Linked DNA regions of Homo sapiens: region 2 is linked to region 1. A link is a loop called in an ENCODE intact Hi-C map of the cell type or tissue named here. Cell type or tissue: left lung. All regions are shown on one strand. Each heading gives the region's core, and the rest is flanking DNA. Links, peaks and the distances in the headings are about the cores only.

What was found. A loop is a pair of places that touch in the nucleus more often than their neighbours do. Peaks named below come from ENCODE experiments on the same cell type or tissue, not always from the same donor. Only the 100,000 strongest peaks of a DNase experiment are listed, where the experiment ranks them.
Region 2: it touches region 1 in a loop (4-fold over the local background); 6 of 110 quality-filtered maps call a loop at or near these places.

What each region holds. Positions count from the first base shown.
Region 1 is chr15:25,241,769-25,252,228 of GRCh38, reverse strand. SNHG14 (small nucleolar RNA host gene 14) reads right to left here. Exons shown (of 148, transcript NR_146177.1): 127 at 10,113-10,157; 128 at 8,672-8,802; 129 at 8,245-8,289; 130 at 7,958-8,094; 131 at 7,020-7,091; 132 at 6,808-6,940; 133 at 6,379-6,423; 134 at 4,941-5,072; 135 at 4,513-4,557; 136 at 3,082-3,215; 137 at 1,418-1,548; 138 at 1,010-1,053; 139 at 1-4. It overlaps SNORD115-40 (small nucleolar RNA, C/D box 115-40), which reads right to left and starts at 8,615; the gene lies at 8,534-8,615. It overlaps SNORD115-41 (small nucleolar RNA, C/D box 115-41), which reads right to left and starts at 6,751; the gene lies at 6,670-6,751. SNORD115-42 (small nucleolar RNA, C/D box 115-42) reads right to left here and starts at 4,884; the gene lies at 4,803-4,884. It also overlaps SNORD115-43, SNORD115-39 and SNORD115-44. In left lung, for the core only: no CTCF peak of the experiment used is centred there; DNase peaks (open chromatin) are centred at 3,468, 5,338, 5,818 and 9,078.
Region 2 is chr15:25,183,482-25,193,941 of GRCh38, reverse strand. It overlaps SNHG14 (small nucleolar RNA host gene 14), which reads right to left. Exons shown (of 148, transcript NR_146177.1): 77 at 9,867-10,001; 78 at 8,368-8,499; 79 at 7,939-7,982; 80 at 6,463-6,593; 81 at 6,037-6,080; 82 at 4,588-4,719; 83 at 4,158-4,201; 84 at 2,592-2,702; 85 at 2,180-2,225; 86 at 533-809; 87 at 251-295. SNORD115-9 (small nucleolar RNA, C/D box 115-9) reads right to left here and starts at 8,311; the gene lies at 8,230-8,311. SNORD115-10 (small nucleolar RNA, C/D box 115-10) reads right to left here and starts at 6,406; the gene lies at 6,326-6,406. SNORD115-11 (small nucleolar RNA, C/D box 115-11) reads right to left here and starts at 4,528; the gene lies at 4,447-4,528. It also overlaps SNORD115-12, SNORD115-8 and SNORD115-13. In left lung, for the core only: no CTCF peak of the experiment used is centred there; DNase peaks (open chromatin) are centred at 4,211 and 6,891.

The DNA.
Region 1 (10,460 bases), core at 1,379-9,378:
CCACCTGGTGGGACAAGAGGAAGACAGCTGTCCACACAGGGCCTCACAGCTCCATGAGAAGAAGTGGGAAGGGGGCGCTGGCTCACGCATGCTCATCCTCTATGGACCCACGTAATGGGATCCACGTGGAACACTGACCCATCACGGATGCAGGGCACCCTTGGCCCTCCCTGCCACAAAATCCTGGAAAGACAGGGCAAGCAGGTCACTGGGATCAGGCAAGATGCCTGGGCTGCACCCTACTGCAGGCCCCAAGAGCACCTCCACTGCCTGGGCCAGCTCCACTCAACCACCCCAGGGCCACACCAGGACCACGGGGCATGGGCCAGGGCAACCAAGCAGCTGATGGCCAACCAAGGAGGCTGGTCCTGATGCCAGGAGCCAATGCAGACCTGGCAGTCGCAGAGCCTGCCCTTGGGCATGGTGGGTGCCGGCCCTGGTGCCCACTCCAAGCAGGCACTGGAAATCAAAGCCTGGGGGCCTCCAGAGCCACATGCTTTCTATGGTGAGTCCCCATCAACGACTCAACCCCAGGGAAAAAAACACCACCCCCCATCAGGCTCCAGGAGGCCCACTGGAATGGCGTATTTCTCAATGGACAATTCCAATCAGGGCCATGGGTGAGGCACCATCCTTGAATCTCCATGACCCAACCCCAAGGGCAGATTCAAGCACCACACTCCATGGACAAAGAGCTCCCCTCTAACCCCCTCAGATGGCCTGAGAAATCCTCCAGGCCTGACCTGAGCACTGAGTCTCAACAGAACGCTGCGCTGGGTGGGGCTGAAGGAACTCTTTCCTGCCTGGACCACCGTCACTCCTGCAGAGATCAGGGAAGTTATCCTCCTTGGGTCCAATTCCCAAAAAAGCGGCCCTCCTGGAGAACCCATACCTCTCTGATGGGAATTCAGGTTGGTTCCCTGAGGAAACCCTCTTATCCCAAAGGCTGACCCTTGGTGACCCCACATGGACCGGTTCATGGCCCATGACACAAGCAGGATCCACTCACCTATGCCAGTCAATGCCGGGGGCCCGCCCGGGTGGAAGAGCTCACTGAAAGACACAAGGGGAGAATGGGGGCTCAGGAAGGAGCCACCAACCGGCCCCAACCCCGGGGAACAGGAGCCCGACACCAAGCCCCCTCAGGGAGCCTGGGCTGCCTCCTGGAGGAGCAGAGAGACAGGGTTGGACCTTCCAGATGGCCCTCAGGGCCTGCAGGTGTCCAGCGCAAAATACAGTGGCCATTCCGGGGAGCCCAGTGTCCTCTTCCAAAATTCTCACCTAGGCTGGGCCTCAGCGTAATCCTATTGAGCATGATTTTTAAGTCATCACCGCTCTTCAGGACAATATAAGGTTCTCATCATTGACCCAACCAAGGGCAACCCCCACCCCAAGCATGCATCCATGTGCTCACCACAGCTCAGTGCAGGAGACCAGGGTGCCAGGGAGGGTCCAAACTCCAGAGCACTGGGGGATTAGCACCAGGCTGATGGACACTGGCCTGGGGCCTGTGGGGGTCCAACACAAGTCTTCCTCCAGACTCACCATCTGAAGGGACAGGAGGAGGACATGTGTCCAACCAGGGCCTCACATATCAGTGCAGGGAGGGTGGGTAGGGAATACCCATATGATGGGGATCCATGCAGAACACTGACCCAACATGGGCACAAGGCACCATTGGCCCTCCTGGCCACCAAACCTTAGAAAGACAGGGTAAGTGGGTCACTGGGCTGGGGCAAGATGCCTGGGCTGCACTCTACTGCAGGCCCTGAGAGCACCTTCACGGCCTGGGCCAGCTCCCCTGAACAACCCCAGGGCCACACCAGGACCATGGGGCATGGGCCAGGGCAACCAACCTGCTCCTGGCCAACCAAGGAGCCTTGGCCAATCAGGAACCACATGGTGTCCTCTCCTTTTCTTGGACTCAAGACCCCACTACCCTGGAGGTGACCCCATGGCTCAGAAGCAGCCTGGATGGCAAATTTCCAGGACAGGTCCCTGAGCAGCAGGCCTTCCCACCATAGGAGGCTACCCTTTCCACCACTGGACCTCAAGGAAGGGATGACACCAGCGGGACACAAGCTGCCCCCTTGGCCCAAGGAAGGGCCGGCCTGCAGTACCACCAGGCGCCCAGTCAGAGCTCAGCTTTGACTCAACCTTATTGAAACAGCAACCCACCCCCAACAGGCTCAAGGAGGCGCCATTAAGATGGCCCATTACTCAACAGAGTTGGTCCCATTCAGGGCCAGGGGTGGGGGCATTCCTTGAATCTCCGCCACCTGACTGTGGGCCCAATCACCCACCACTCTTCAGGGAGGGAGAACTCCAGTGTGAGCCCCAGGGAGCCCCAGAGCTTCTGTGTCCCCCATCATGAAGCCTGGGCAGTCCTCAAGGCCTGACGAGCCCACCAAATTTCAGCTGGGAGCTGCTGTATGTTGGGCTGAAGGAACGCTTTCCTGCCTGGACCACCATCACCTTTGCAGGGCTTCAGGAAATGCGTGCTCCTAGGGTCAGATTCCCAAGGAAGTGACCCTACTGGAGCAATGTTCCCTCCCCGGGGGCACCTGGAGAAAACGCTAGTGGCCTGAAGGCTGACCCTCGATGACCCCACACTGCCTCATTTATGGCCCATGACCGCAACAGGATACACTCACCTATACTGCTTAAGGGCATGGGCCCCACCTGGGCAGAAGAGCTCAATAGAAGACACAGGGGAGAACGTGGGCTCAGGAAGGAGCTGCCAACATGCCCTATCCCCAGGAAGCAGAGCCTGGACACCAAGTCAACACAGGGAGCCTGGGCTGCCTCACGGAGGGGCACAGAGACAGGGCTAGGACCCCTGAGATGCCCTTTGGGGCCTCAAGTTCTTCAGTATAAAATACAGTGGCTAGTGGCCCTGCCGGGGATCTTGGCATCCCAGCGCTCCCTTCCAAAATTCTCACCTAGCCTGGGCCTCAGCGTAATCCTATTGAGCATGATTTTTAAGTCATCACCTCTCTTCAGGACAATATAAGGTTCTCATCATTGACCCAATCAAGGCCCTCCCCATGCATGCATCCAGCAGAACCTGGATGTGCTCACCACAGCTCAGTGCAGGAGACCAGGGTGCCAGGGAGGGTCTGAGCTTCAGCGCACTGGGGGATGAGCACCAGGCTGACAGACACTGGCCTGGGGCCTGTAGGGTCCCAATACAAGTCTTCCTCCAGGCTCACCATCTGGGGTGGTGACAGGAGAAGGACATGTGTCCAACCAGGGCCTCACATATGAGCGAGGGGAATGTGGGTAGGGGATACCCATGTGATGGAATCCATGAAGAACACTGACTCATCACAGACACAGGGCACCATTGGCCCTGCTGGCCACCAAACCTTGGAAAGACAGGGAAGGTGGGTCACTGGGCTGGGGCAAGATGCCCTACTGCAGGCCCCAACAGCACCTCCACTGCTCGGGCCGGCTCCCCCGAACAACCCCAGGGCCGCACTGGGACTATGGGGACGGGTGAGGGCAACCAACCTGCTCATGGCCAACCAGCGAGTCTGGCCCTAACACCAGGAGCCAATGCAGACCTGGCCATTGCAGAGCCTACCCTGGGCATGGTGGGTGCCCACCCTGGTGCCCTCTCCAAGCACACACCAGAAATCAAAGCCTGGGGGCCTCCAGGGCCACGTACTTTCTCTGGTGGGTCCTCATCTTGCCCTACACCTCCCACACACAGAGCCAGGTCCCACTTGGTCAATAAGAAACCACATGGTGTCCTCTCCTTTCCTTGGGATCAAGACCCTACCACCCTGGAGGTGACCCCGTGGCTCAGAAGCAGCCTGTGTGGCAAATTCCCAGAACAGGTCCCTCGACAGCAGGACTTCCCACCTCAGGAGGACATCCTTTCGGCCACTGAATCTCAAGGAAGGGGAGACCCCAGAGGGACGTGAGCTGGCCCCTTGTCCCAAAGACCACAACCCCCAGGGCTGCCTGCAGCACCACCAGGCACCAGCCAGAGCTCAGCCTTGATTCAACTGCATTGAAACAGTGCCTCCCCCTACCAGGCTCAAGGAGGTACCACTGAGATGGCCCATTACTCAACAGGGTCGGTCCCATTCAGGGCCATGGATGGGGTGCAGTCCTGAATCTCCGGGGCCTGTCTGCGTGGGCCCAATCACCCACCACTGTCCAGAGAGGGAGAACTCCAGCGTGACCCCCAGGTTGCCCCAGAGCCCCTGTTGCCCACCTCATGTGGCCTGGGCAGTCCTCGAGGCCTGACCAGCCCGCTGAGTTTCAGCTGGGAGCTGCTCTATGTTGGGCTGAAGGAACCCTTTCCTGCCGGGACCACCATCACCTTTGCAGGGCTTCACGAAATGCATGCTCCTAGGGTCAGATTCCCAAGGAAGTGACCCTACTGGAGAAACATTCCCTCCCCGGTCGCACCCTGAGAAAACCCTAGTGGCCCGAAGGCTGACCATAAATGGCCCCATGCTGCCTCATTCATGGCCCATGACCCCAACAGGATACACTCACCTATGCCGCTTAAGGCCATGGGCCTCACCTGGGCAGAAGAGCTCACTGAAAGACATGGGGGAGAAAGCAGGCTCAGGAAGGAGCCACCAACATGCCCCACCCCCAGGGAACCAGAGCCCGGACACCATGCCCACACAGGGAGCCTGGGCTGCCTCATGGAGGGGCACAGAGATAGGGTTGGACCCCCCTGAGATGCCCTTCAGGGCCTCAAGTTCTCCAGCCCAAAATATAGTGGCCCTGCCAGGGATCTCGGGATCCCAGCATCCTCTTCCAAAATTCTCACCTAGGCTGGGCCTCAGCGTAATCCTATTGAGCATGATTTTTAAGTCATCACCTCTCTTCAGAACAATATAAGGTTCTCATCATCGACCCAACTGAGGGGATCAATCACCTCGTGCATGCATCCAGCAGGACCCGGATGTGCTCACCACAGCTCAGTGCAGGAGACCAGGGCGCGAGGAAGGGCCCGAGCTTCAGCGCATCAGGGGCTGGGCAACAGGCTGATGGCCACTGGCCCAGGAACAACAGGCCCAATGCAAGTCTTCCTCCGGTCTCACCATCTGGGAGAGAGGTGGAGAACATGTGTCCAAAGTTACCTCCATGTAGGGAAGGAGGTAGGACGTGCCAGTTCACACTTGCTTATCTTCCACGGACACATGTGATGAGAGCCATGTGAAATACTGACTTGTCACCAACACGGGGCACCCTTGGCCCTGCCTGCCACCGAACCCTGGAAGGACAGGGCAGGTAGTTCATTGGGCTTGGGATAAATGCCCAGGCCGTGCCATGCTGCAGGCTTTAAGAGCACCTCCACTGCCCAAGAGGCCTCCGCTGCATGACACCAGGGCTTCCCTGGGATCACTGGGCACAGGCCAGGGTCATTAGCCAGGTCATGGCCAACCAAGAAGGCTGGCCAAGATGCCATGCGCCACTGCAGACCTGGCAGTTGCATAGCCTACCCCGGGCATGTGGGGCACGCATACAGGCGCCCTCTCTAAGCATGCACTGGAAATCACAGCTTGAGTCACATGCTTTCTTTGGTGGGCCACCATCCATACCCCGCATATCTCCGACACACTTGAACAATCAGGAGACACATGGTGCCCTCTCCATTGCTTGGGCCCAAACCTCCATCACCCTGGAGGTGACACAATGGATTCCAAGCAGCCTGAGCAACAAAATCCTAGGAAAGGTCCCTCGACAGTGGGCCTTCCCTTCTCAGGAGGTCACCCTCTATGACGCTTGATCTCAGAGATAGGGTAATCTCCAGCGGGATGCGGGCTGCCCCTCGGCCCAAAGCCCACGAGTCCCAGGGCTGACCTGCAGCACAACCAGGTATGGGCCAGAGCTCTGCCTTGACTCAACCCCAGGAAGACAACGCCACCTCCCATCAGGCTCCAGGAGACCCACTGGAATGGCCCATTACTCAACAGGGACGGTCACATTCCAGGCCATGGGTGGAGCACAATCCTTTTATCTCCAAGACCTAACCCTAAGGGTCCATTCACACACCACACTCTAGGGACTGAGAGCTCCCATGTGACCCCCGTGGCACCCAGAGCCCCTCTGGACCCCCTCGTGTTCAGGCAGTCCTCAAGGACTGACCCGAACACCGAGTGTCAGCTAGGAGCTGCCTTGCCCGGGCTGATGGAACCCTTTCCTGCCTGGACCACCGTCACCCCTGCAGGGCTTCAGGTATCCTCCTTGGGTCTAATTCCCAAAAAAGCTGCCCTCCTGGAGAACCCGTCTCTCCCAGGTGGGAATTCAGGTCGGCTGCCTGAGAAAACCCTTGTGGCCCAAAGGCTGAACCTCAGCGACCCCACATGGCCTGGCTGATGGCCCATGACCCCAGCAGGATGCACTCACCTATGCCAGTCAATGCCAGGGGGCCCATCTGGGAGGAAAAGTTCACTGAAAGACACAAGGGAGGAATGGGGGCTCAGGAAGGAGCCAGCAATGTTCCCTGGCCCCAGGGAACTGGAGCACCAACACCAAGCCCGCAGAGGTAGCCTGGGCTGCCCCAAGGAAGAGCACAGAGACAGGGTTGGGCCTCCTTCCAGATGCCCTTCAGGGCCTCCAGGTCTCCAACCCAAAATACAGTGCCCTGTTGGAGATCTCGGGATCCCAGTGTCTTCTTCCAACATACTCACCTAGGTTGGGCCTCAGCGTAATCCTATTGAGCATGATTTTTAAGTCATCACCTCTCTTCAGGACAATAGAAGGTTCTCATCACTGACCCAACCAAGGGCAAGCCCCTCTCCATGCATGCATCCAGCGGAACCTGAATGTGCTCACCACAGCTCAGTGCAGGAGACCAGGGTGCCACGGAGGGTCTGAGCTTCAGCACACTGGGGGTGAGCACCAGGCTGACGGACACTGGCCTGGGGCCTGTGGGGGCCCAATACAAGTCTTCCTCAAGGCTCACCATCTGGGGTGACAGGAGAAGGACATGTGTCCAACCAGGGCCTCACGTATGAGCAAGGGGAAGGTGGGTAGGGGATACCCACGTGATGGAATCCATGAAGAACACTGATCCAACACAGACGCAGAGCATCATTGGCCCTCCCGGCCACCAAACCCTGGAAAGACAAGGCAAGCAGGTTACTGGGCTCAGGCAAGATGCCTGGGCTGTTCCCTACTGCAGGCCCTAAGCGCACCTCCACTGCTTGAGCCGGCTCCCCTGAAAAACCCCAGGGCCACACTGGGACCATGGGGATGGGTCAGGGCAACCAACCTGCTCATGGCCAACCAATGAGTCTGGCCCTGACACCAGGAGCCAATGCAGACCTGGCAGTCGCAGAGCCTGCCCTGGGCGTGGTGGGTGCCCAACCTGGTGCCCTCTCCAAGCACACACCGGAAATCAAACCCTGGGGGCCTCCAGAGCCACGTGCTTTCTCTGGTGGGTCCTCATCTTGCGTTACACCTCCCACACACAAAGCCAGGCCACACTTGGTCAATAAGAAACCACATGGTGTCCTCTCCTTTCCTTGGGATCAAGACCCTACCACCCTGGAGGTGACCCCGTGGCTCAGAAGCAGCCTGTGTGGCAAATTCCCAGAACAGGTCCCTCGACAGCAGGACTTCCCATCTCAGGAGGACACCCTTTTGGCCACTGAATCTCAAGGAAGGGGTGACCCCAGTGGGATGTGAGCTACCCCTTGTCCCAAAGACCACAACCCTCAGGGCTGCCTGCAGCACCACCAGGCACCAGCCAGAGCTCAGCCTTGATTCAACTGCATTGAAACAGTGTCTCCCCCTACCAGGCTCAAGGAGGTACCACTGAGATGGCCCATTACTCAACAGGGTCGGTCCCATTCAGGGCCATGGATGGGGTGCAGTCCTGAATCTCCGGGGCCTGTCTGCGTGGGCCCAATCACCCACCACTGTCCAGAGAGGGAGAACTCCAGCGTGACCCCCAGGTTGCCCCAGAGCCCCTGTTGCCCACCTCATGTGGCCTGGGCAGTCCTCGAGGCCTGACCAGCCTTCCGAGTTTCAGCTGGGAGCTGCGCTATGTTGGGCTGAAGGAACCCTCTCCTGTCTGGACCACCATCACCTTTGCAGGACTTCAAGAAATGCGTGCTCCTAGGATCAGATTTCCAAGGAAGTGACCCTACTGGAGAAATGTTCCCTCCCCGGTCGCACCCTGAGAAAACTCTAGTGGCCCGAAGGCTGACCCTAAATGGCCCCATGCTGCCTCATTCATGGCCCATGACCCCAACAGGATACACTCACCTATGTCGTGTAAGGCCATGGGCCCCACCTGGGCAGAAGAGCTCACTGAAAGACATGGGGGAGAAAGCGGGCTCAGGAAGGAGCCACCAACATGCCCCGCCCCCGGGGAACCAGAGACCAGACACCAAGCCCACACAGGGAGCCTGGGCTGCCTTACAGAGGGGCACAGAGACAGGGTGGCACCCCCTGAGAGGCCCTTCAGGGCCTTGAGTTCTCCACCCCAAAATATAGTGGCCCTGCCTGGGATCTCAGGATCCCAGCATCCTCTTCCAAAGTTCTCACCTAGGCTGGGCCTCAGCGTAATCCTATTGAGCATGATTTTTAAGTCATCACCTCTCTTCAGGAAAATATAAGGTTCTCATCATCGACCCAACCCACGAGACCAACCACCTCTTGCATGCATCCAGCGGGACCCGGATGTGCTCACCACAGCTAGTGCAGGAGACCAGGGTGTGAGGAAGGGCCTGAGCTTCAGCGCCTCAGGGGCTGGGCAACAGGCTGATGGCCACTGGCCCAGGAACAGCAGGCCCAACACAAGTCTTCCTCCCGTCTCACCATCTGGGAGAGAGGTGGAGAACATGTGTCCAAAATGGCCTCTATGTAGGGAAGGAAGTAGCGGGTGCCAGTTCCCGCTTGCTCGTCCTCCATGGGCACATGTGATGAGATCCATGTGAAATACTGACTTGTCACTGACATGGGGCACCCTTGTCCCTCCCTGCCACCCAACCCTGGAAGGACAGGGCAGGTAGGTCACTGGGCTCGGGCCAAATGCCCAGCCTGCGCCATATTGCAGGCCCTGAGAGGACCTCCACTGTCCAAGAGGGCTCCCCTGCATGACCCCAAGGCACGGGCCAGGGCCATTAGCTAGGTCATGGCCAACCAAGAAGGCTGGCCCAGATGCCATGTGCCACTGCAGTCCTGGCAGTCACGTAGTCTGCCCCTGGGTGTGGTGGGCTCACATCAAGATGCCCTCTCTAAGCATGTACTGGAAATCACAGCTTGGGGCTGCAGGGCCACGTGCTTTCTCTGGTGGGTCACCAGCCATGCTCTGCACACCTCCCACCACAGAGCTAGGCTACACTTGGCCAACTCAGAGCGACATGGTGCCCTCTCCTTTGCTTGGGCCCAAGACCCTGTCACCCTGGAGGTGATACCATGGCTCAGAAGAAGCCTGAGCAACAAAATCCTGGGACAGGTCCCTCGACAATGGGCCTTCCCACCTCAGGAGGCCACCCTTCGTGACATTCGACCCCAGAGATAGGGTGACCCCCCAGCAGGATGCCAGCTGTCCCTTGGCCCAAAGCTTACGAGTCCCAAGGCTGACCTGCAGCATGACCAGGTACCAGAGCTCCACCTTGACCCAACCCCAGGGAAAAAACGTCGCCCTGCACCAGACTCCAGGAGACCCGGTGGGATGGCCCATTGCTCAATAGGGATGGTCACTTTCAGGGCCATGGGTGGGGTGTGATCCTTGAATCTCCGTGACCAAACCCCATTCACACACCACACTCCAGGGACCAAGAGCTCCCCTATTACCCCAGTGGTGCTCCATAGCCCCTCTGGCCTCCTTCATGTGGCCTGGGCAGTCCTGGAGACCTTACTGGAGCACTCAGTCTCAACTGGGAGCTGTCCTGCATTGGGCAGAAGGAACCCTCTCCTGCCTGGACCACCATCACCCTTGCAGGGCTTCAGGGAAGGCATCCTCCTTGGGCTAGATTCCCAAAAAAACTACCCTCCAGGAGAACCCTTCCCTCCCAGGTGGAAATTCAGGTCTGCTCCCCGAGAAAACCCTTGTGGACTGAAGGCTGAACCTCGGGGACCCCACACGGTCTAGCTCATGACCAATGACCCCAGCAGGATCCACTCACCTATGCCAGTCAATGCCAAGGGGCCCTCCTGGGTGGAAGAGCTCACTGAAAGACACAAGGTGAGAATGAGGGCTCAGGAAGGAGCCACCAACATTCCCCACACCAGAGAACCGGAGCACCAACACCAACCCTGCACAGGGAGCCTGGGCTGCCTCATGGAGGAGCGCAGAGACAGGTTGGGCCACCTCCAGATGCCCTTCAGAGCCTCCAGGTCTCTAGCCCAAAATACAGTGGCCTTGCTGAGGACCTCAGCATCCCATAATCCCCTTCCAAAATTCTCACCTAGGCTGGGCCTCAGCGTAATCCTATTGAGCATGATTTTTAAGTCATCACCTCTCTTCAGGACAA
Region 2 (10,460 bases), core at 1,120-9,119, 58 kb after region 1:
GGAGCTGCCCTGCATGAGACTGAAGGAACCCTTTCCAGACTGGACCACCGTCACCCCTGCAGGGCTTCAGGGAAGGCATCGTCTTGGGTCTGATTTCCCAGGAAGCTGCCCTCCTAGAGGACAAACCCATCTCTCCACAGGTGAGGATTAAGGTCGACTCCCTGAGGAAACCCTCCTGTCCTGAAGGCTAATACTTGGTGACCCCATGCAGCCTGGTGCACGGCCCACGACCCCAGCAGGATCCACTCACCGATGCTAGTCAATGCCAGGGGGCCCACCTGTGGGGAAGAGCTCACTGAAAGACACAGGAGAGAATGGGGGTCAGGGAGGAGCTACCCATGTGCCCCACCCCCAGGGAACAGGAAGGCCATCACCAAGCCTACATGGGGAGCCAGGGCTGCCTCATGGAGGAGCACAGAGACAGGGTTGGGCCTCCCAGATGCCCTTCAGGGCTTCCAGGTCTCCAGCCCAAAATACAATTGGCTCTACCAGGGGACCTCAGGATCCCAGCATCCTCTTCCAAAACTCTCACCTAGACTGGGCCTCAGCGTAATCCTATTGAGCATGATTTTTAAGTCATCACCTCTCTTCAGGATAATATAAGGTTCTCATCATCGACCCAACTCAGGGCACGTCCTTCCCGGCGCATGCATCCAGCAGGACCCGGATGTGCTCATCACAGCTCGGTGCAGCACACCAGGGTGCCAGGAAGTGCCCAATCTTCAGTGCACCAGGGGCTCAGCACCTAGCTGATGGATGCTGGCCTGGGACCATTGGGACCAATTCAAGTCTTCCTCCAGGCTCAATACCTGGGGAAACAGGAGTAGGACAGGCGTCCACACACAACCTCACCCCTCCATGGAGGCAGAAGGTGGGGTGTGGCGGCTCAGGGATGCTTGCCGTCCATGGATCCACGTGATGGGATCCATGCAGAACACTGGCTTGTCACAGACACAAGTCACCCTGTACTCTCAACCACTGAACCCTGGAAGGACAGGGCAGGTGGGTCACTGGGCTCGGGCAAGAAGACCTGGCTGTGTCCTACCGCAGGTCCCACGAGCACCTCCACTGCCCATGCCGGCTCCCTCGCATGACCCCAGGATTACGACAGAGCTACTGGGCACAGGCCAGGGCCACCAACCAGTTCATGGCCAACCAAGGAGGCTGGCCCGGATGCCAGATGCCGCTGCAAAGCTGGCAGTCACATAGCCTGCCCCGGTGCATTGTGGGCACCCATCCAGGTGCCCTATCCCAGCATGAACTGGAAATCACAACCTGGAGTCCCAGGGCCACATGCTTTCTCTGGTGGGTCCCCATCCATGCCCCACACACCTCCTAAACACAGAGCAGGGCCACACTTGGCTAATCAGGGGACACATGGTGACTTCTTTCCTTTGGCCCAATACCCACTATCCTGGAGGTGACCCTATGGCTCAGAAGCAGTGTGGGTGGCATATTCCAGGGACAAGACCCTCAACAGCAGGCCTTCCACCTCAGGAGGCCACCCTTCCTCACACTTGCCAATGGGGAAGGGGTGACTTCCAGCCACAGGGAAGGGGAGATCCCCAGCAGGACGTGGACTGATCCCTTGGCCTAAAGCTAACAAGTCCGTGGCTGGACTGTAGCACCACCAGGCACTGGCCAGAGCTCAGCCTTGACCAAAACCTAGGGAAACAGCAACACCCCATCCAGGCCCAAAGAGGTACCATAGGATGGATGGCACATTGCTCAACAGGGTCGGTCCCATTCAGGGCTATAAATCCTGTGTGATCCTTAAATATCTGCAGCTCAACTCCATGGGCTCTATGCCCACCTTTCTCCAGGGATGGGGAGCTCTTGTGTGACCCCATGGCATCCCAAAGCCCCTGTGGCCCCCCTCACGTGGCCTGGTCAGTCCTCGAGGCCAGACCAGTGCACTGAGACTCAGCTGGGAGCTGCCCTGCATGAGATTGAAGGAAACTTTTCCTGCCTGGACCACCGTCATCACTGCAGGGCTGCAGGAAAGATATCATCCTTGGGTCCGATTCCCAAAAAAACAGCCCTCTTGGAGGACCAACCTACCCTTCCATGGTGTGGATTCAGGTCAGCTGCCTGTGGAAACCCTCCTGTCTCAAAGGCTGACTCTTGGTGACCCCACACTGCATGACTGATGACCCATGACCCCAGCGGGACCACTCACCTATGCTGGTCAATGCCAGGGGGTTGCACCTGGGTGGAAGAGCTCACTGAAAGACACAAGGGGAGAATGGGGGTTCACAGAACCGGAGCACTAACACCAAGCCCACACAGGGAGCCTGGGCTGCCTCACAGAGGAGCACGGAGAAGGGGTTGGGCCCCCACGAGATGCTGCTGTTCAGGGCCTCAAGGTCTCCAGCCCAAAATACATTGGTCATTCCAGGGAACTCCGGATCCCAGCACCTTCTTCCAAAATTCTCACCTAGGCTGGGCCTCAGCGTAATCCTATTGAGCATGATTTTTAAGTCATCACCTCTCTTCAGGACAATATAAGGTTCTCATCATCGACCCAACCCAGGGCATCACCCTCCACTGCCCCGCAACCCATGCATCCAGTGGGACCCAGATAGGCTCACCGCAGCTCAGTGCAGCAGACCAGGGTGCCAGGAAGGGCCTGAGCTTCAGCTCACCAGGGGCTGAGCCCAGAGCCAGTGGGCCCAACGCAAGTCTTCCTCTGGGGTCACCATCTGGAAGGGTGGGGGACAGGTGTCCAAACAAGGCCTCATGCCTCCATGCAGGAAAGTGGGCAGGGGGTGCTGGCTCACACATGCTCTCCCTCCATGGACTCATGAGATGAGATCCATGTAAAACAGTGATGGTCATTTACGCGAGGAACCCTTGGCCACTGAACCCTGGAAGGACGGGGCAGGAGGGTCACAGGGTTCGAGCAAAACGCCCAGGCTGCACCCTAGTGCAGGACCCTGGAGCACCTCCACTGCCCACGCCAAATCCCCTGCTCGAATCTGGGCTGCATCAGGACCACTGGGCAGGGCCATGGGCACCAAATAGCTCACAGCAAATCAAGGAGGCTGGCCTGGATGCCACGTACCACTGCAGACCTGGCAGTCACATGGCCTGCCCCTGGGCATTAAATGAACCCATCCAGGCACCCTTTATAAGCACACACCAGAAATCACATCCTGGGGCCCCAGGGCCACATGCCTTCTCTGGTGGGTCCCCATTCATGCACCGCACACCTCCTAAACACAGAGCTGGGCCACGCTCGGCCAATCAGAGGACACATGATGTCCTCAACTTTCCTTTGGCTCAAGACCCTGCTACCCTGGAGGTGACTCCATGGCTCAGAAGTAGCCTGGGCATCAAATTGCCAGGACAGGACCCTTAACGGTGGGTCTTCCACCACAGGATGCCACCCTTCCATCCACTCCACTTCCGGTAGGGATGAACTCCAGTGGGACACAGGCTGAACCCTTGGCCCAAAGCCCACGATTCCCAGGGCCAAACACCAGGTGCTGGCCAGAGCTCAGCCTTGATCCAAGCCCACTGAGGCCGCACTGCCCCCACCAGGCTCAAGGAGGCACCAGTGGGATAGCCCATTGCTCAACAGGGTCGGTCCCATCAGGGCCATGGGTTGGGCCCAATCCTTGAATCTTCACGGCCTGACTGCATAAGCTCGATCACCGACATCCTACCCCCCTGCAAGCCTTGGGGACGGAGAGCTCCTGCATAACACCCGTGGCCCCCAGAGACCCAGTGGACCCCTCATGTGGCCTGGGCAGTGCTCCACACCTGACCCATGCACCAAGTGCACGTTGCTCAACAGGGTCAGTCCCATTTAGGTCAATAAGTCCTGTGCGATCCTTAAATCTCTGCAACTCAACTCCACGGGCCCTATGCCCACCTTTCTCCAGGGAGGGGGAGCATCAAGGCAACAAGCTGCTGCACTGTATTGGGTTGAAGGAACTCTCTGCTGCCTGGGCCTCCATTACCCCTGCAGGGTTTCAGGGAAGGCGTCCTTCTTGGGATCAATTAACAAGGAAGCTGCCCTTCCGGAGAAACCATCCATCTCTGGTGGGGATTCAGGTCAGCTCCCTAAGGAAACCCTCGTGGCCTGAAAGGTGACCCTCAGCGACCCCCCGTGGCCTGGCTCTTGGCCCGTGACCCCAGCAAGATCCACTCACCTATGCCGCTCAAGGGCAGGGGCCCGCCTGGGTAGAAGAGCTCACTGAAAGACACAGAGAAGAACGGGGGCTCAGGGAGGAGCCGTCGATGTGCTCCACCCCCAGGGAACCAGAATGCCAACACCAAGCCTGCACAAGGAGCCTTGGCTGCCACACAGAGGAGTGCAGAGACTGGGTTGGGCACCCCGAAGGTGTCCTTCAGGGCCTCAAGGACTCCAGCCCAAAATACAGTGGCCCTTCCAGGGGACTTCGGATCTCAGCATCCTCTTCCAGAATTCTCACCTAAGCTGGGCCTCAGCGTAATCCTATTGAGCATGATTTTTAAGTCATCACCTCTCTTCAGGACAATATAAGGTTCTCATCATTGACCCAACTCAGGGCACGCCCTCCATCCCCACGCATGCATCCATCGGGACCCGGATGTGCTCACCGCAGCTCCGTGCAGGAGACCAGGGCGCCAGGAAGAGCCTGAGCTTCACCACACCAAGGGCTGGGCACCTGACTGATGACCACTCACCCCGGGACAGCGGGCCCAATGAAAGTTTTCTTCCAGTCTCACTATCTGGGGGACAGGAGGTGGACATGTGTCCAAATGGAACCTCACGCCTCCATGCAGGAAGGGGGTGGGGGATGCTAGCTCACGATTGCTCTCCCACCATGGACCCATGTGATGGGATCCATGTGAAACACTGATGTGTCATGGACACAGGGGAACTTTGGCCCTCTGCACCACTGAACCCTGGAAGGACAGGGCAGGTAGGTCACTGGGCTCAGGCAAGACGCCCTGGCTATGCCCTACTGCAGGCACCTTGAGCACCTCCACTACCCACTCCAGTTGCCTCACATGACCCCAGGGCTGTACTGGCCCCTGGGTGTCAGCCAGGGCCACCTACCGTCTCACGGCCAACCAAGGAGGCTGGCCTGGATGCCACGTACTGCTGCCAATCTGGCAGTAGCACAGCCTGCCCCTGTGTGTGGAGGGCAAGCACCCAGGCCCTGCTCCACACCACACCGGAAATTGCAGCCTGGGGACCCAGGGCCTCGTGTGTTCTCTGATATGTCCCCATCCATGCCTCACACAACACCTCCCACACACAGAGTGGGGCCACACTCAGCCAATCGGGAGACACATGGTGTCTTCTCCTTTCCTTGACCCCACCACCCTGTAGGTGACCCCATAGCTTGGAAGCAGCCTGGACAGGTCCTTCCACAGCAGGCCTTCTCACCTCAGGAGGACACCCTGTCCGCCACTTGCCCACAAGGAAGGTGTGGCCCCTGGTGGGACATGGGCTATACCCTTGGCCCAAAGCCCACGAGTCCCAGGGCCAGACTGCAGCACCATCATGGGGTCACCAGAGCTAGTCTTGACCCAACCTCATGGAAACAGTGCCACCCCACACTTGGCTCAAAGAGGCACCACTGGGATGGCCCATAGCTTAATAGGGTCGGTCCCATTCAGGGCCATGGGTTTGGAGAGATCCTTGAAAATCCAAAACCTGACCTCATGGGCCGAATCACACATACCTCTCCAAGGTCGGAGAGCCCCCATAAGACCCCCTTGGCGCCCCAGTGCCCTTGTGGTTCCCCTCATGTGGACGGGCCATCCTAGAGGCCTGACTTAAGCACCGAGTTTCAGCTGGGTGCTGCCCTGCATGGGGCTGAGGAAACCCTTTACTGCCTGGACCACCACAACCCCTGCAGGGCTTCATGGAAGGTATCCTCCTTGGGTCCGATTCCTAAGGAAGCTGCCCTCCTGGAGAACCCATCCCAGGTGGGCATTCGGGTCAGTTCCTGAGGAAACCCTTGCAGCCAAAGGCTGATGCTCGGCAACCCCACACAGCCTGGCTCATGACCCATGACCCCAGCAGGATCCACTCACCTATGCTGGTCAATGCCAGGGGGTCTGCCGGGCAAAAGAGGTCACTGAAAGACACAGGGGAGAATGGGGGCTCAGGGAGGAGATGCCAAAGTACCCCACCCTTGGGTAACAGGAGCGCCGACACCAAGCCCACAGAGTGAGCCTGGGCTGCCTCATGGAGGAGTGCAGAGACAGGGTTGGGCACCCTCCAGATGCCCTCAGAGCCTCCAGGTCTCTAGCTCAAAATACAGTGGACTTCACAGGGAACTTGTAATTCCCAGCATCCTCTTCCAAAATTCTCACCTAGGCTGGGCCTCAGCGTAATCCTATTGAGCATGATTTTTAAGTCATCACCTCTCTTCAGACAATATAAGGTTCTCATCATCGACCCAACCCAGGGCACCCCCCACCACACACACCCATCCAGTGGGACCCGGATGTGCTCACCACAGCTCAGTGCAGGAGACCAGAGCACCAGGAAGGGCCTGAGCTTCAGTGCACCAAGGCTGGGCACCTGGATGACAACCACTGGCCTGGGGCCAGCAACCCAATGGCAAGTCTTCCTCCACAGACACCATCTGGGGGGACAGGAGGAAGACATGTGTCCAACCAGGGGCTCAGACCTCTATACAGGGAAGGGGGTGGGGGGTGTCAGCTCACGCTTGCTCTCTCTCTATGGACCCATGTGATGAGATCCATGTGAAACACTGATGTGTCTCAGACGTGGGGGACCCTTTGCCCTCCCAGCCACCGAACCATGGAAGGACAGGGCCGGCAGGATCCTGGGCTCAGGCAAGACCCCCGGGCTGTGCCCTACTGCAGGCCTCCCTTGCCCACGCTGGCTCCCCTCATGACCCCAAGCAGCACTGGGACCCCTGGGCAGGCGTCAAGGACACCAACCAGCTCACAGCGAACCAAGGACGCTGGCCCGGATGCCACGCACCACTGCCAACTTGGCAGCTGCACAGCCTGCCCTGTGCATGGAGGGTGAGCACCCAGTCCCCTTCCCAAGGTGCACTGGAAATTGCAGCTTGGGGTTCCAGTGCCACGAGCTTTCTCTGGTGGGTCCCAATCCATGCCCCACACAACACCTCCCACACACAGAGTGGAGCCATACTCAACCAATCGGGAGACATATGGTGTCTTCTCCTTTCCTTGGGCCCAAGACCCCGCCACCCCGGAGATGACCTCATGGCTCAGAAGCAGTCTGGACTGCAAATTTCCAGGAAAGTTCCTTCCACAGCGGGCCTTCCTACCTCAGGAGGATACCCTTCCCACCACTCCCTCATAAGGAAGGGGTGATCCCCAGTAGGACACGGGCTGCACCCTTGGCCCAAAGCCCACGAGTCCCAGGACTGGACTGCACCACCATCAGGCACTGGCCGGAGCTAGTCTTGACCCAACCTCAGAGAAACAGCGCCACCCACCACATGGCTCAAAGAGGTGCCACTGGGATGGCCCATTGCTTAATAGGGTCGGTCCCATTGAGGGATATGGGTTTGGTGCAATCCTTGAAGCTCCATGACCCGACCCAATGGGCCAAATTGCCCACCCTTCTCCAGGGTTGGAGAGCCCCCATGAGATGTCTGTGGTGCCCTGGAGCCCTTGTGGCCCCCGTCATGTGGCCTGGCCATCCTAGAGGCCTGACCTGAGCACCAAGTCTGAGCTGAGCACTGCCCAGCTCCACTGTCCTGTGTGGAGCTGAGGAAACCCTTTCCTGCCTGGACCACCACCACCCCTGCAGGGCTCCAGAGAAGGCCTCCTCCTTGTGTCAGATTCCCAAGGAAGCTGCCCTCCTGGAGAACACATCCCCAGTCAGGATTCAGATCAGCTCCTGAGGAAACCCAGGTGACCCGAGGGCTGACCCTTGGGGACCCCACGCAGCTTGGCTCACAGCCCATGACACGAGCAGTATCCACTCACCTTTGCCAGTCAATCCCAGGGGGCCTGCTGGGGGGAAGAGCTCACTGAAAGACACAGAGGAGAATGCGACTCAGGAAGGAGCCACCAATGTGTCCCACCCCCGGGGAAGCTGAGTGCAGACACCAAGCCCACACAGGAAGCCTGGTGTGCCTAATGGAGGAGCACAGACTGGGTTGGGTACCCCTCCATGATATGCCCTTCAGGGCCTCGAGGTCTCCCGCCTAAAATACAGTGGTCCTGCCGGGGACCTTGTGATTCCCAGCATCCTCTTTCAAAATTCTCACCTAAGTTGGGCCTCAGCGTAATCCTATTGAGCATGATTTTTAAGTCATCACCTCTCTTCAGGACAATATAAGGTTCTCATCATCGACCCAACCCAGGACACCCCCATCCCCACTCACACATCCAGAGGGACCTGGATGGACTCACCACACCTCAGTGCAGGATACCAGGATGACAGGAAGGACCTGAGCTTTAGCGCACGGGAGGCTGAGCACGTGGCTGGCAGACACTGGTCCGGGGCCAAAGGGCCTAACGCAATTCTTCCTCTGTGCTCACCATCTGGAGGGACGGGGAAAGGTGTCCAAATAGGGCCTTAAGATTCCATGCAGGAAAGCGGGGAGGGGCTGCTGGCTACACATGCTCTACATCCGTGGACTCATGTGATGGGATCCATGTGAAACGAGGACAGTTATGGACCTGGGGAACCCTTGTATCTCCCCACCACCAAACCCTGGAAGGACAGGACAGGCGAGTAACTAGGCTCAGGCAAGATGCCGAGGCTGTGCCCTACCGCAGGCCCCTGGAGCACCTCCACTGTCCAAGCCGGCTTCCCTGCACTTCCTGGGCTGCATTGTGACCCCTGGGTAGGAGCCAGGGCCACCAACCAGCTAAGGCCAACCAAGGAAGCTTGCTCTGAAGCTAGGCGCCACTGTAGACCTGGCAGACGCACAGCCTGCCCCTGTGCAGGGAGGGTGCCCAGACTCCCTCTCCAAGCACGCACCAAAAATCACAGCCTGGGGCCACCTTCATGTGGCTTGGGCAGTCCTCAAGGCCAGACCCTAGCACCAAGTCTCAGCTGGGAGCTGACCTGCATGGGACTAATGGAACCCTTTCCTGCCTGGACCAATGTCACTCCTGTAGCACTTCAGGGAAGGTGTCCTCCTTGGGTCAGATTCCCAAGGAGGCGGCCCTTCTGGAGAACCAATCCCTCACCAGTGGGGATTCAGGTTGTCTCCCTGAGGAATCCCTCCTGTCCTGATAGCTGACCCTCAGTGACCCCACGTGGCCTGGTCCATGGCCCATGACCCCAGTAGGATCCACTGACCTATGCTGCTCAAGGCCAGGGGTCCTCCTGGGCAAACGAGTTCACTGAAAGACACAAGGGGAGAACAGGGGCTCAGGGATGAGCCACCCACATGCACCACCAAGGGGAATCTGAGCACCGACACGAAGCTCGCACAGGGAGCCTGGACTGCCTCATGGAGGAACGTAGAGACAGGTTTGGGCCCCCTCCAGATGCCCTTCAAGGACTCCAGGTCTCCAGCCCAAAATACAGTGGCCCTGTCAGGGACCTAGGGATCCCAGCGTCCTCTTCCAAAATTCTCACCTAGGCTGGGCCTCAGCGTAATCCTATTGAGCATGATTTTTAAGTCATCATCTCTCTTCAGAACAATGTAAGGTTCTCATCATTGACCCAACCCAGGGAACCCCCCTCCCTGCTTAGGCATCCAGTGGCAACCGGATGGGCTCACCCAAGCTCAATGCAGGAGACCAGGGCAACAGGAAGGGCCTGAGCTTCAGTGCAACAGGGGCTAGGCACCCGGCTGATGGCCACTGGCCCGGGGACAGTGGGCCCAATGCAAGTCCTCCTCTGGGGTCACCATCTCGAGGAACAGGAAGAGGACAGGTGCCAAATGCAACCTCACCCTTCCATGCTGGCAGAAGGTGGGGTGTGCCAGCTCAGGGATGCTCGCCTTCCATGGACCCATGTGATGAGATCCATGTGGAATACTGGCCCATCACAGACGTGGGCCACCTGATGCTCTCTCCGCCACTGAACCCTGAAAGGACAGGACAGGCAGGTCACTGGGCTCAGGCTAGAAGCCAGGGCTGCTCCCTACTGCAGACCACACGAGCACCTCCACTACACATGCCAGCTCCCCTACATGACACCAGGGTCACCCCAGGACTACTGGGCACAGGCCAGGGCCAGCAACCAGTTCATGGTCAACCAAGGAGGCTGGCCCGTATGCCTGATGCTGCTGCACAGCTGGCAGTCACATAGCCAGTCCCTGTGCATGGTAGGCACCCACCCATATGCCATATCCAAGCACATACTGGAAACCACAACCTGGGGCCCCAGGGCCACATGCTTTCTCTGGTGAGTCTCCATCCATGCCCTTCACACCTCGCAAACACACAGCCTGGCCACACTCAGCTAATCGGGGGGCACAGTGTCTTCTCCTTTCTTCGGGTCCAAGACCCCACCACACTGGTGGTGACTCCATGGCTCAGAAGCA